Linked DNA regions of Homo sapiens: region 2 is linked to region 1. A link is a contact called in ENCODE Hi-C or POLR2A ChIA-PET data. All regions are on one chromosome and are shown on one strand. Each heading gives the region's core, a stretch centred on a gene start or an enhancer-like site at or near the end of the contact. The rest is flanking DNA. Distances are from core to core; before and after follow the strand shown.

Region 1 (6,752 bases), core at 2,039-4,538:
AAGTAGTGTGGGAGGCTTTGGAGTAAGACACATCAGGATTCAAACTCTGGCTCTGCTACTTACCAGACTTGGGTAAGTACTAACATTTCTGAGCCTCAATTTTCTCATCTTTAAAATGAGCATAATATTGTCTAGTTCACAAGGTTACTGTGAGGATTATAAACTGATGTCTAACACAACACCTGGAAAAGAGCAGCTATGCAATAATCGTAGATAGTATTGATAGGAAAAATACTGAGTATACTTTTAAAAATATGTAAATACATCTAATATTCAATTCTTAAGTAAAAATAAATCAATTTAACAAAAACATGGGAAAATATTCCTCAACAGAAATGAAACAAAAATTAAAACAAAGTACAGTTAGCACAAAATATCCAAGAGTGTACATGAACACACCTAATTTTAGCATTAATATCCAATACTCACACTATTATACATATTATGGGGTATAAATGGGTATAAATTTGAACTATGCACTTAAAATCCATTAAAGTATTCAGGACTCTATCCTAAAGAAATAATCTCAGATACATAAAACCCATATGCATGAAATGCTTGTATCTGCATTATTTACAAAATTGCAAAATTTTAACAACAAAAACATAATGGTAATTATTTAAAGGTTCCACTTATTGACTGAATGCTTGATTCTCAGTTGTCAAACAGTGTTAAGTATATTATAGACATTGTTTTATGTAGCCCTCACAACAACCTTCTGAAGTAGGTATTATTATTAACCCCTTACATATAAAGAAACTGAGGCTTACAGAGGATAAGTAGTAACTCCAAAGTTATAGACAGCCAAGGCAAGATCAAACTTAGGACAATCTGATTCCGGGGTCAAGAATTTAACTTGTAAAAGACTTGTAGCATCTCTACTCCATGGAACAGTTCTTCTAAATTCTCAAGAAGGTTATAAAAACTCCAGTGAATTGTAGGATAATTCTTCCGACTAAATAAGTTGTATTTGTATTAAAACTAAAAGTATGGAAAATACGAAACTAAAAGGAAATACCTGTAAGGATACACCCAAAATGTTAGCAATATTTACTGCAGTGGGTGGTGATTTTTGTTTTTTGGTTTTTTGGGGTTTTTTTGAGACAGAGTCTTGCTCTGTCACCAGGCTGGAGTGCAGTGGCACGATATCAGCTCACTGCAACCTCTGCCTCCCAGGTTCAAGCGATTCTCCTCCCTCAGCCTCCCGAGTAGCTGGGACTACAGGCATGCGCTGCCACGCCCAGCTAATTTTTGTATTTTTGGTAGAGACCGGGTTTCACCATGTTGGCCAGGATGGTCTCGATCTCTTGACCTGGTGATCCGCCTGCCTCCGCCTCCCAAAGTGCTGGGATTACAGACGTGAGCCACTGCGCCCGGCAGATTTTTTTTTTTTTTTTTTACTTTTTATCCATTATCCAAATTATCTGTTAATATGTTTGTATTATTTTTAAAATAAGAACAAGTTTATATATATCATGATATATATCATGATAACATGATATCATTTTACTTAGATTTTAGTAAGTTTACAACTATGGAAAGTTGGACTATTTCTCAAGTATTAGACCAAAATTTCTTTGCTTTGAAGACAGAATTTGCTTTGAAGACAGAATTGAGGGCTCATCTTGGTGGTGGAAAAAAAAAAAAAAACACCTACTATTAACCTTTATGGTACCTACTGTTTCACAATACTGGGACGCCCTCCAAGTAAATTATATCTACACGCATCTTAGTACATTGTTTAGAATGGAAGCTCTGGAATCTGATCAATTAGATTCCAAAGCTGGAGCTTTGGAGCTACCACTAACTTACCTGTGTAATCTTGGTCAAACTGTCTCAAGACTCCATTAACCTAACTGCAAAATGGGAATAAAAACTTTACTAACCTTTTAAGGTTGTCCTAACCCTTAAATGAGATGATGAAACATACACACAGCACCTGACCCTGGTAAGCACTCAATAACTGTTCATTCTTATCCACAAGACACACTTCCAAAAATGTCAGCTCTAGCATGCACATGAGAAGTTATTAGACAAGGAAGCAATACATGTTTCCCTACAGTTTCCTGATATTCTGAAGAGAGACACTGGATCTGATATTCTGATGAGAGACATTACATGAAACTTGCAGAAATGGTAAAAATCATGCAACAGTCATACTATGAGGAGTTTGCTACATGCCCTTCCTATGGCTTCCTCCTCTCATCCCCTTCACCTCCTTGGCTAAGTGGCAGCATAGCCCAGGACAAGCTCAGTACTAAGCTCAAGTAGAAAGTCTGAATTCTTTCACATCTCTAGGAAGGACCTGTTCTGTGACCTTGGGAAAATCAGTTCAATTACTCAGAATTCTGTAGGTAAGAAGAAACCAAGGGACATATATACATATATGCATATATATATGCATATATATGTGTGCATATATATATATGCATATATATATATATGCGCACATATATATGCATATATATGCGCGTATATATATCCACACATATATATATGTGTGTGGATATATACACACACACACACACACACACATACACACAATTTCTGTATGTAAGAAGAAACCAAGGGACTGAGTAACTGAATTGATTTTATATACATATATATATTTTATATATAATATATATAATATACATTTAAAATATATATATATAAACATATATATATATCTTTTAAATGCCTCTACCTAAGCTAGTGGCCCAGTCCTGGCCAGGCTGGAACAACACCTAAGGCCTGGGTTGAGAAAGCAAGGACGGAGGACAGAGAAAAGGGAGGCGTTCCCTGGGCACCACCCCTCCACCCTCAGGCTCTTCCAGGTGGCAGTATGCCCTCTCACCCATCTCAAAGTTGCGGGGGAGGGGGGACTGCGTCTCGAGGGCTGAACAGTCACAAAAATAGAGCAAGAAGTGAACCACAGTTAGACCCTGAGGCAAGGAGGTTCCAGAGAGTCAGGAAGTTAATAAGCTGGGATGCAAGGATTGCAGCCTGCCGGCCCCTGCCCCTCGCGGGCGCCTGCGAGCCTGGGAGTCCGGGCTGCAGCGGGACCGAGTGGGCAGTCCCAGGGCTCACCGTACTCCCGGGGCTCCGGATCTGGCTGGAAAGTAAAATGAGCCACCTGCCGCCTCTGGGCCGCATCCTCGACAGTCGCGGCGGGGTGCAAAAAGCCCCGCGCCAGCCCCGCGCCAGGAAGCCGACGCCAGTGCCCCTCAGCCCCTGCCGCCCTGAGCCTGAGTAGCCAGCCGGCAGCCGCCGCTACAACCGCCATCCCCGCTCACCACCGGGATTCTCAGGCTATGCAGCCGCACGCCGCCTGCGGGGAGGGCGGAGCACCCGAGGAGGCTTCCACATTGGTCGGGCCAGAGGGGCGGTCCCATGAAACAGACCAATCGGAACTGGAAATTTAGGGGCGGGGAAGGCGACGTGACGAGCTGGTCGGCTTCTGCTCCTTGTGCGCATGCGGAAGAGGGGAAGTGTGGGCTAGAGGTGGCGCCAATGAAATAGTTTCTGGGGTGGAGCCTCCCCGAGGTCGGCCGTGCGGTCCTCGGGTGAGGACCCGAGTTTGCAAAGTTCCACACAGTGCCTGGAGGCGATCTTTTCCGGTGTCATTTACAGTGCCATTTCCAATGGTTTAACATCCATACTTTTTTTTAAATGTAACCCTTTTTTATCCTGTCCTGTCTCTATTATTGTGTGAGAGGTGAAGAGAGCTACTGATTGGCATTGGTTATTGTTTTGACTTTCGAAAAACTGCTGTAGTCACTGCTCAAAGCTTTCACTCCTTATTCACACCCTCCTTAAAATGCTTAATAAGCATATATAGATTTTTATTGATTTCGTTTTTCCACATTTAAATGAGAGATGAAAGAGGTAAACTTAGATTTCATCCTGCAAATCCACTGAATAGGAATTCAGATACATTTTGCCCAGAAGTAGCAAAAATTACCTGATTGGCTTAGTCTAAGTAGCTTAGAAACCTGGAGAATTTGAGTCACTAATTTTCATTTATAGTAATCAACTATGTAAATTTGTTTTAATCTAAGTGTTTACCAGGATACATTCTCTGTCCATGAATTTACTAAAAAAAAAAAAAAGCACATAAAACATGAAATATCATAAAATCAAATATGACAAGAGACAACAGAGACAGTGTGTCCATCAGATGAAAATGGGAGGGTGGGGAAGGATGGTCCCAAAACAGAATTTGAAGAAGAAAGTGGGAGTGGAGGAAAAGAACATTCCTCTTCCATTATGCCTTGCCTCTTAACCCATCTTTGGTTTTGCACAGGGGCAAGGGAGGAGAGGGTAGAAATGGGGCAAAAGGAGAGGCAGAGAAATGTGTTTTCTGACTGAGATTAAGAAACAGCAATTGAAAACTGCCAAAGGGAGAACCAGAATTATGTCTCCATTTTTCCTACCCCCACACTAAGTCCAAAAATTCAACATTGGGGAAATTTTTTATCTTGGCTTTTGTTAGTGTTCATTTCTGCTGTTTTAATAGTGTGGGGTAGAGTGTTTTGCATGTGCATGAAGGGTATTTTTGTTTTAATGAAGGAAGGGGTAACAAAATGAAATTACATTTACATAGTCAAATTTGGGTTTAAACTAAGGAGAGTAAAGAACAAGGATAAAAATGAATAGAGCTTTTTTTCTATTTGTTGATAGTTTAGGGAGCTGGGGGTACTGAGATTATTTAGGTCGGGGAGAAAAAGAGAAAAATAATAACTGATGAGAATTTTATTGAACCTCTGCTACGTACAACCCAATGACAAGCCACCATTGAGACAAATAAGATCAAGGCATAGTTTTACTTCTAAAATGTCCAAGGTGGTAGAGAAAAGAGACAGATTAGGCAACTACAATCCAATGTGATAGGAGTCCTAGAATAGTGCAAACAAAGTGAAACACAAAAAGAGCAATAAACTCTTATTTGAAAGTCAAGTGTTTCCAGATATAACTCTGAGCTAGACCTAAAAGATGACTAGAAGTTACCAGGCAGACTAGGGAGAAAATGGCATTCCAAACTAAGAAGAAACCTGTATAAAGGCTGATAGGCATGAAGAGCACAGTGCATTCCAGGAAGAGAAAATAGCTTGGTGCTTCTAGATTCAGGGTGTAGGGAATGATACAGGGTTAACAGAAAAAGTAGGAAAAACAGATTAAAGGGAGATTTTGAAGGTCTAAGAGGTTTGAACTTTCAACTACATGCAGCCAGGAAAAACAAACAGAGCACCTGCCAGATTCACCTGTTTTGCAAACTGATTTTTTAAATTTTCCCCATCTCTACCACACCATTTGCCTGGTAACCATGAAAATGTCTATGTTATTACAGTGGGACTTTCCTCCATTCCCCTTGCCCTGGCCACATTTACTCAATTTGGGAAACTGTCCTTTTCTGGGAATTTTGGAAGTGTAGTTTAGAAAGAAAGATCAGATTATCTTTAAATGCCACTAGGAACTGCAAAAAATGGGAGTTTTCAGTAATTTCGTGAACCAGAAAAGGTGAAGAGTGTGATTATATTTGAGTTCCTGATTCCATTTATTCCCAAGGCCTAACTGCTTTCTGGTCCTGGGGTTCTATGAGACATCACCGTATCCTTAAAATGTATTCCCCTCTTTGTTTAAGCTATTTCCAATTGCAGAACCCATGACTATGGAGTTGGAATACAAAGCAAAGTTGCTCTTCACCCTTCAGAATGACTCTTGCATCACTTGCTCTCACTGAGCTTCACTACCTGTGCAACTTGTACCTGTTTAGTCTCAGCTTGCTTTTAGACGACCATTTTATATAGCAAGATGATAGTTTTGCAGTATTACATCCTGGCATCTGCCTCCTTTCAAACTCAAACAGAGGTATCATGGAGGCAGAAAAAAAAGAAATCAAATTATTGCTTTTGAATTTTAAAATAGATTTTAAACTTGATAGCAGAGACAATAATTTGAGAGAAAAGTTTGAATTCTACAGACTGGTTTCTGAGTATTAAACCTCAAAAACCTGAATGAGTTAGGAAACAAAGCTTAGGGCTAAAAGAAAAGATTGTAAATCACATACCAGTATAAGAGATGGTTTGTCTCACCTTCCATGGAGGTACAGCTATAGATTAGAAAGACCTGTAGGTATCCTCCTTTGTAGATGAACCTAGAAAAGTATCACTAAATCCTCAGGCTACCCAGCATGTCATGGCATTTGAAACAGCAGGATGCTTCTCCCATGTGGCCAAGAGAGATGCAGCTATGGCAACAAGATCCAGGGAACTTGAGGAGACCCAGCAATCAGAATGATAAGGACTTGTGTCTAGAATATACTGATTGAAAGTCTTAAACGCAACAATAGAAAAGAAAAATTACCCAATTAGAAAATGGGCAAAGAATTCTCATTCATTGATTGTGGCAATGCAAAATGGTATAGCCACTTTGCAACACAGTTTAGTTTTTTATAAAACTAACATATTCTCACCATGAAATCCAGCAGTAGTGCTGCTTGGTATTTGCCCAAATAAGCTAAAAATGTATGTCCACATTAAAACCTGTGCAGAATATTTACAGCAGCTTTATTCATAATTGCCCAAACTTGGAAGCAACCAAATAAACTTAATGGAATATTATTCAGCACTAAAAAGAAATATTAAGCTGGGTGTGGTGGCTCATGCCTGTAATCCCAGCACTTTGGGAGGCCGAGGCGGGCGGATCACCTGAGGTCAGGAATTTGAGACTAGCCTGGTCAACATGGTGAAACCCCGTCTCTACTAAAAATA
Region 2 (6,752 bases), core at 1,146-3,645, 540 kb after region 1:
AAAATGCTCAATCTCACTAGTAATAGAATAATTGTAAATAAAAATAGGCCAGGCGCAGTGGCTCACGCCTGTAATCCCAGCACTTTTGGAGGCCAAGGCGGGCGGATCACGAGGTCAGGAGATCGAGACCATCCTGGCTAACACAGTGAAACCCCATCTCTGCTGAAAATACAAAAAATTAGCCGGGCGTGGTGGCGGGCGCCTGTACTCCCAGCTCCTCGGGAGCCTGAGGCAGGAGAATGGCGTGAACCCGGCAAGCAGAGCTTGCAGTGAGCTGAGATCACGCCACTGCACTCCAGCCTGGGCGACAGAGTGAGACTATGTCTCAAAATAAATAAATAAATAAAATAAAATAAAATAAAATAAAAATAGATGCCATTTTATACCCATAAAATTGGTAGAAATGTAATCTCATGATACCAAGAGTTGGAAAGAATTTGGAGCAGTGGGAAATTTAATATATTTGTGAGACTGTAAATAAATTGATATTACTACTTTGAAGAGCATGCTTTACATATTACGTGCACGAAGATATCATATGTGTATACAACGATATCATCAGGTACATTAATGAAATCTAAACATCTATCAACATAATGAGGAAATAAATTGTAGTGTAATCATACAGCAGAAAAAATGAGTTAATACTAAATGCAATGTGGTATTCTGGATTGAACTCTGGAACAGAAAAAGGACACTAGTGGAAAAACTGGTGATATCCAAATAAAGTTTGTGGTTTAGGTAATTAAAACATACCAATGTGAATTTCTTAGTATGGACAAATGTACCATTGTTGTGTAGGATATTAAAATTAGAAGAGGTTGGGGGAATGGTGTATGGAAATTCTCTGTATTCTGCAACTTTTCTGAAAGTCTAAAATTATTCCAAAAAAAGAGTTTATTTTTTAAAAAATGAATAGAGCTTCTTAGATCATTATGGGTAAACCTCACAAACATAATGCTGAGAAAATAAGAAATTGCAGAACACACATATAGTATGTAACCAAGTATATAAGTTTAGAAGTATTGATACATTATGTTTTATTTAATGATATATATGTATATAGTACAATTTTATACATATACTTAAATCATAAACACCAAATTAACTATGCCATGAAGGTAAAGGGACTTGGCTGTGATCAAAGGGTGTTACCAATAGATTTTAAGTTTTTGCAGTGTTTAATTTCTTAGGTTGGGTGATGGATATGTTAATTAATTTGGCTGTGGTAATCATTTTACAGTGTGCATGTATATCCAATCATCATGTTGTACACCTTGAATATATACAATTTCTATTTGCCAATTATACCTCAATAAAGCTGGGAAAAAAACCTAGTAAGTCTGTCTAGGTTATTTGTCAGTGGTGACAAACAAAGCAAAGCAGAACAAAACAAAACCAGAAAAAAGTGATTTTGACTTCTTACAGGTTCTGTGTTTATAATCTAATAAAAGCAAGTCATCTTAAAAATAATCCTGATTATTTCTTTTACAATGTAAGATGGTTTTACTATGTGTAAATAGATAAACAAGTGGCAATGTCCTTATAAGGAGAAAGGAGAGACGTTCATTCAGGAGAATGTGCTAAGGTTAGGGACAGTTCTCTACCATACACACTGCCTTGTAGAAACTCCATCAGAGACAGAATACCAGCATTAATGCGCTTTCATTCTTGATTACAGAACAAAGCTCTTTTAAGGTTTATTCTTAACTAACAAAGCATCTTTTTTATATCCAGCTGTTTCCTATGCTGGAGAAACAACAATAACAACAAACAGGTTAGTTCTATAAAATGCAATTATGTAATTTTTGGAGGGCTTCGATGTATTTTCAATTTGTTCTTCCATTTGTTGCCACCAGTACTGAGGCTCCACCTAGGGCCCTTTTCTATAATTACATTCATATTCGTTAAAGCTAATCTCCTTTATGATAGCAATATGTAAAGCAGTTATGCAAATAAAACAGAGTGCTTGAGTTTTTGTTTTTTTCCCTGAATCTAATATATGAAAATTAGATTTGCTCACTCCCAGGAACTGACCCACTGCTAAGGCAGTGAACCACCATGGGTTCTTGCCAGGCAAGGAGGTGGTTAACATCTTATCTCTAGCCTTGGAACATTGCCTTCAGGAATGCAGCCAGGTTACTTTTGAAACAGGTGGTCCCAGTTCTGGCAGGGTTGGTAAAGTGGAGAAACAATTACCTTCTTGTGAATCACAAGGACAGATAGAGGAGGCTTAAATCAGATGGAGGCAGAGAAAGATCACAGGGCAGACCTAAAGAATTTGCTTTAGAAGTTACAACATGACATTTACAATTGTGGTTGTCTTCTTTACCTTTTATATTTCTGTGAGTTGAGTTTTCAGTATTTTACTCCTAGTCCAATGTGCAATTTGTTTTTTGATTCCCTATCTTTCCAGCAGTGAGTAATGCAAAATGATTTGAGCTAGCACTCCAGAGTGTTTTGCCTCACACCTGCCATCTGCCTGCTTAGTCACCGTGCAACCATCCTTGCCCTAGATGATGATTTTTATTTGATATAAGAATTGGCAGGCAACAGTTGTTGTGTTAGGAGATTTCTGGATTCCCAGTTTTCTTTATTCTTGTAATGATAGCAGCATGGCACATTAATGTTTCAGATATTCACTTGGCTTTTCCTTGTAACTACCATATGTTCTTAAAGATATTTAGTGTGGGGAGAGTTGTGAAAAAGGAAGGGGAAATGGATTATTTTTAATGTTATTTAAAAATTGTAGACATGAAAACCATTGCTACTCAGCACAAAGCAAAGTAGAAATCTCTCAATTTATCCGTAATCTCAGCCCTCAATTTCAGCAAAACTATCCTTTCTGCGTGTTCCCATTGACAGTCTTACTCTATACAGTTTGGGTGTAAATTCTCTACAAAGGAAGATACAGGTATAAAGACAGAATTCCCTTTACAGACAGTAATTGGAACCAAGCAGACACTGTGATTAAAGAGACTACTGTAGGTATGCATTCGGACAAGTTAGGCAAAGAAACCCACTTTAGAATTAGGATACAAACCAGAAGAAGGTTATTTAGCTTAATACATATGTAAACCAAAAATAAAATTCTAAGCACCCCCCTGACCCAAGGGCATTCCAAAGTTAACCTGAAAAAAGTTGTTGGCCTGAAAAAGTTCAGGCCAAGACAGGATGGGAACGTTGGACATGCCTCATTTTACCCTTCCGCCTTTGGAATTCAGGCACAATTGACCAGCATTAACATTAACACAGAGACCTTAAGACTAACAAAACAGACTCTTAACATAACCGATAGCAGGCCCTGAAAGAAATCAAAGTATTTTACCCCAAAATATATTTCTTTGAAATGCCCTTGCAAAGCTGTCTCTTGGGAGAATCTCTTTCCCTTACCAGGTCTTTTTCCTGACCCAGGAGAGAATTAACTAAGAGTCTGGCACCTTTTTAAGTCTGATAAGAAACATTTACAATCTATTCTCTCTGAAGCCTGCTACCTGGATAAGAATAAGAACCTTGTTCTCCACAACTGCATATCTTAACCCAGACACTCCCTTCTATTCATTCCAGGTCTTTAGGTAATAACTCTTTCAACCAATTGCCAATCAGAAATTCTTTGAATTGACTTATGACCTTGAACTATCCACCCCAAGCTTCAATTTGTCCCACCTTTCTGGACAGAACCAATGTATATCGTACATCTTACAATGTACATCGTACATGTATTGATTGATGTCTTAATTCTCCCTAAAATGCATAAAACCAAGCTGTAGCTGGACCACCTTGGGCACATGTTCTCAGAATCTCTTGGGCTGTGTCACAGGCCATGCTTACTCATATTTGGCTTAGAATAAATCTCTTCCAATATTCTACAGTTTGACTCTTTCCATTGACACATATTATGCATAGTAACAAAAAAATTCATTTTTAATTATTTCATACATACTAAGAATATAAAATAAGTATGTACAATATAGATAAGAAAAATAAAATAAGCCTGCTCCCACCTACCACTGAGCTTAAGAATGAAAACTCTTACCACAATAAAATTCCTACTACAGAAAATTAAAAAGTTAGTTTAAAAAGAGTAAAAAACAAGAAAAGAATGAAGACTCTTAACATATTTTTGAAGTCTCCTGTGTACCCACCTAGCATCATCACTCCTCTCAACTTACTCCCATCCTTGCTTCCTAGGTAATCATTATCTTGAGCTATGGGTTATCATTCCTCCAATTTTTTTTGTTGTAGTTATAAAAATGTATGTATTCCTGAATAATATGTTTGTTGGGTTTTGCATGTTTTTGAATTTCATATACATGAAACTGCAATCTATATATTCTGTCACTTTCATTTTCATCAGCATTATGTCTGAGAGAGTCATTCACGTGGACACATGAAGCTATAGTCTATTCATTTTCACTGCTATATTTTAAATATTTCATTGTATAAATATACCACAGTTTATTTCTCCAGTCTCCTGTCAATGGTCCTTTATGTTGGTTCCAATTTTTTACTGTTAAAAACAGTGCTGCAATAAATATTTTAGTACCTGTGTCCTTTTGCACATATGTGAGAGTTTCTATAGTCTGGGGTGTATACCTACATGTGGAATTGCTGGGTGTTAGGTGTGCGCATCTTCAGGTTTACTAAATATAATCAAATTATTCTCAAAGGGGGTTGGACCATTTAACCCCTCATTAGCAGTATTAGCAGTTCCTGTTGTCCCTAACCTTCACAAGCAAGCTGATTTGTCAGCTTTAAAATTTTTGCCAATGTTTTGGGTACAAAATGATATTTCAGCTTTTTTCTAAGTATGAATGAGGTTGGACATCTTTTTATGTTACTAGTCATTGGTTTTTCCTCTTCTGTGAAATGGATATCCATAGTCGCTGCCCATTTCCTATTGGTTTCTGTGTCTTTACTGGAGTTATAAAAATATAGAGAATACTAATATTTTATTCTAATTAACATGTGTTAGAAAAGTGTTCTCCTAGTCTATGGCTTGTCTTTTGTCTTTTCACATTTTTATGGTGTCTTTCAATAAACAGAAGTTTTAATTTTGATAGTTGTATTTATCTCTTTTACTTTGCAGATTCTGCCTCTTTTTTAAATCTTTTTGTAACATACATTTGCAAAAATAATCTATTTTCTTCAGGAAGTTTTAAAAAGTATAAGTAAATTCCTGCCAGAAATTTATTTTTTGGTTATGACATGGGTCCTTGTGGAAAATGAATTTTCCAGGCACTGTTTATTAAATTGTCCGTTTCTTCTACACCTCTCTAAAATTGCAGCCCAGTCTTCTTTCACATATGTAAAGGCCTGTCACTGAGGTTCCTGCTTTTGTTTCATTGGTATATTTACCTATCCTGTACCAGTAACATACTAGTGAAACTTTAAATAATACTGGAAATATTACTGGCAAATTCTCTCTACTTCTATATGTACATTTCTTCTTCAATAGTGTATTGGCTTTTTTCTTCCTAGATATTCTTGACCTTTTGCTTTTTTGAATAAATTTTAGAATTAGTTTATCAGATTCCACAAAAATGATTTAATAAACTTTTTCTGAAGATTTAGTTTCATTCATTATAATTTTTCTATAACAAAGACTGAATCTACACAAGTAAGAGGTAAGTAATTTTAAAGGAGTGTGGAGAGATTAAGGAATGAATTAACTTGGTGACATAAATCCTAAAAAATTTAATTAGTGAGATTTCATTTTGCTTAAAAAACATGAAACATTACAGCCTATAGGAAACCAGCCAAAATCAATGAATCTTAAATATTTTATCCCAGCTTCCCAGCTAGCTCATTTACAAATCATGCCTATCTTGGGAGAATTTAAGTTTCTAATAAAACTAGTGAACAAGTATTTATTCATAAGCAATTTGTTTCTTTCTTTTTTTTTTTTTTTTTAGAGACAGAGTCTTGCTCTGTCACCCAGGCTACAGTGCAGTGGCACAATCATAGCTCACTGCAGCCTTGAACTCCTGGGCTCAAGCGATCCTTCCACTTCAGCGTTTTGAGTAGCCACCATGCCCAGCTAGTTTTTAAATTTTTTGTAGAGATGGGGTCTCACTATGTTGATCAGGCGTCCCCAAAGTGCCTCCCAAAGTGCCACCACTGGTCCCATAAGTGATTTTTATGTACCCGGCCCTGTTCTAGATATTATGGAAAATATATAAATGGAGTAAAATATAATTTTGGTTTTCCAAAGATTTTATAATTTATCATGGAAACAACTGACAAACGATAAAATTCCAAACTTTGTAGTTCTGATTATGAGCTATTGTGGAGTAAGATATTATAATATTTTTGTTCTGGACCTATTACGTTTGGGACAATAGAATAATATATATAACTGGAAGCATGAAGTGAGAACATACTTGAGATGTCAACTAAGTTTTTAAAAGCTAAAATCATAGTGGGGTCTCAGCCTGAGAACTTGAAGGCGGCCCTATTTGAATGGGGCATGTTTGAGTATAACTTGAGGTCCAGTAGGGACTGCTGCTCAATTAAGGAGGTTTAGTGTATGAATTTAAGTACCAGTAATAAGCCAGGTATCATTCTTGAGAAGTCCATGCTCTCCTAGAATTCAGAATCTGGTAGGTACTGAGATACTCTTGGGAAATAACTATTCTAAGGGAGAAGAATGTTGAACACCGGTTCTGGGCTGAAAGAAGCAAGCTCTCAGCTTCATTCCTCCTCTACTTTCCACCCTCCTCTACCCTCCATCCTCCTCACCCCAAGACTAA

The links. A loop is a pair of places that touch in the nucleus more often than their neighbours do. ChIA-PET counts read pairs that join two places held with the same protein, here RNA polymerase II (POLR2A). Pooled maps may share reads with other maps.
Region 2: a pooled map shows a loop between it and region 1 (2.7-fold over the local background). The contact joins the enhancer-like site here to the promoter of BCKDHB in region 1. A Hi-C loop is called at or near these places in 2 of 168 maps with a recorded cell type or tissue (MCF 10A and naive thymus-derived CD4-positive, alpha-beta T cell), 2 of 37 single-sample maps with no recorded cell type and 11 of 50 pooled maps. POLR2A ChIA-PET finds 5 or more read pairs at or near these places in 1 of 52 experiments (H1).

What each region holds. Positions count from the first base shown.
Region 1 is chr6:80,103,207-80,109,958 of GRCh38, reverse strand. It overlaps BCKDHB (branched chain keto acid dehydrogenase E1 subunit beta), which reads right to left and starts at 3,288. Exons shown (of 10, transcript NM_183050.4): 1 at 3,070-3,288. The coding sequence starts at 3,265. RefSeq lists enhancers at 2,946-3,025, 2,992-3,492 and silencers at 3,076-3,175, 3,206-3,405.
Region 2 is chr6:79,566,059-79,572,810 of GRCh38, reverse strand. It overlaps a transcript of SH3BGRL2 not described here. Among named protein-coding and RNA genes, the nearest start is that of LCA5, 32 kb to the right of the region's middle. Within about 2 kb of position 2,395, at least 9 of the 41 ENCODE cell types and tissues checked have a DNase peak (open chromatin) inside an H3K27ac peak, as active enhancers do.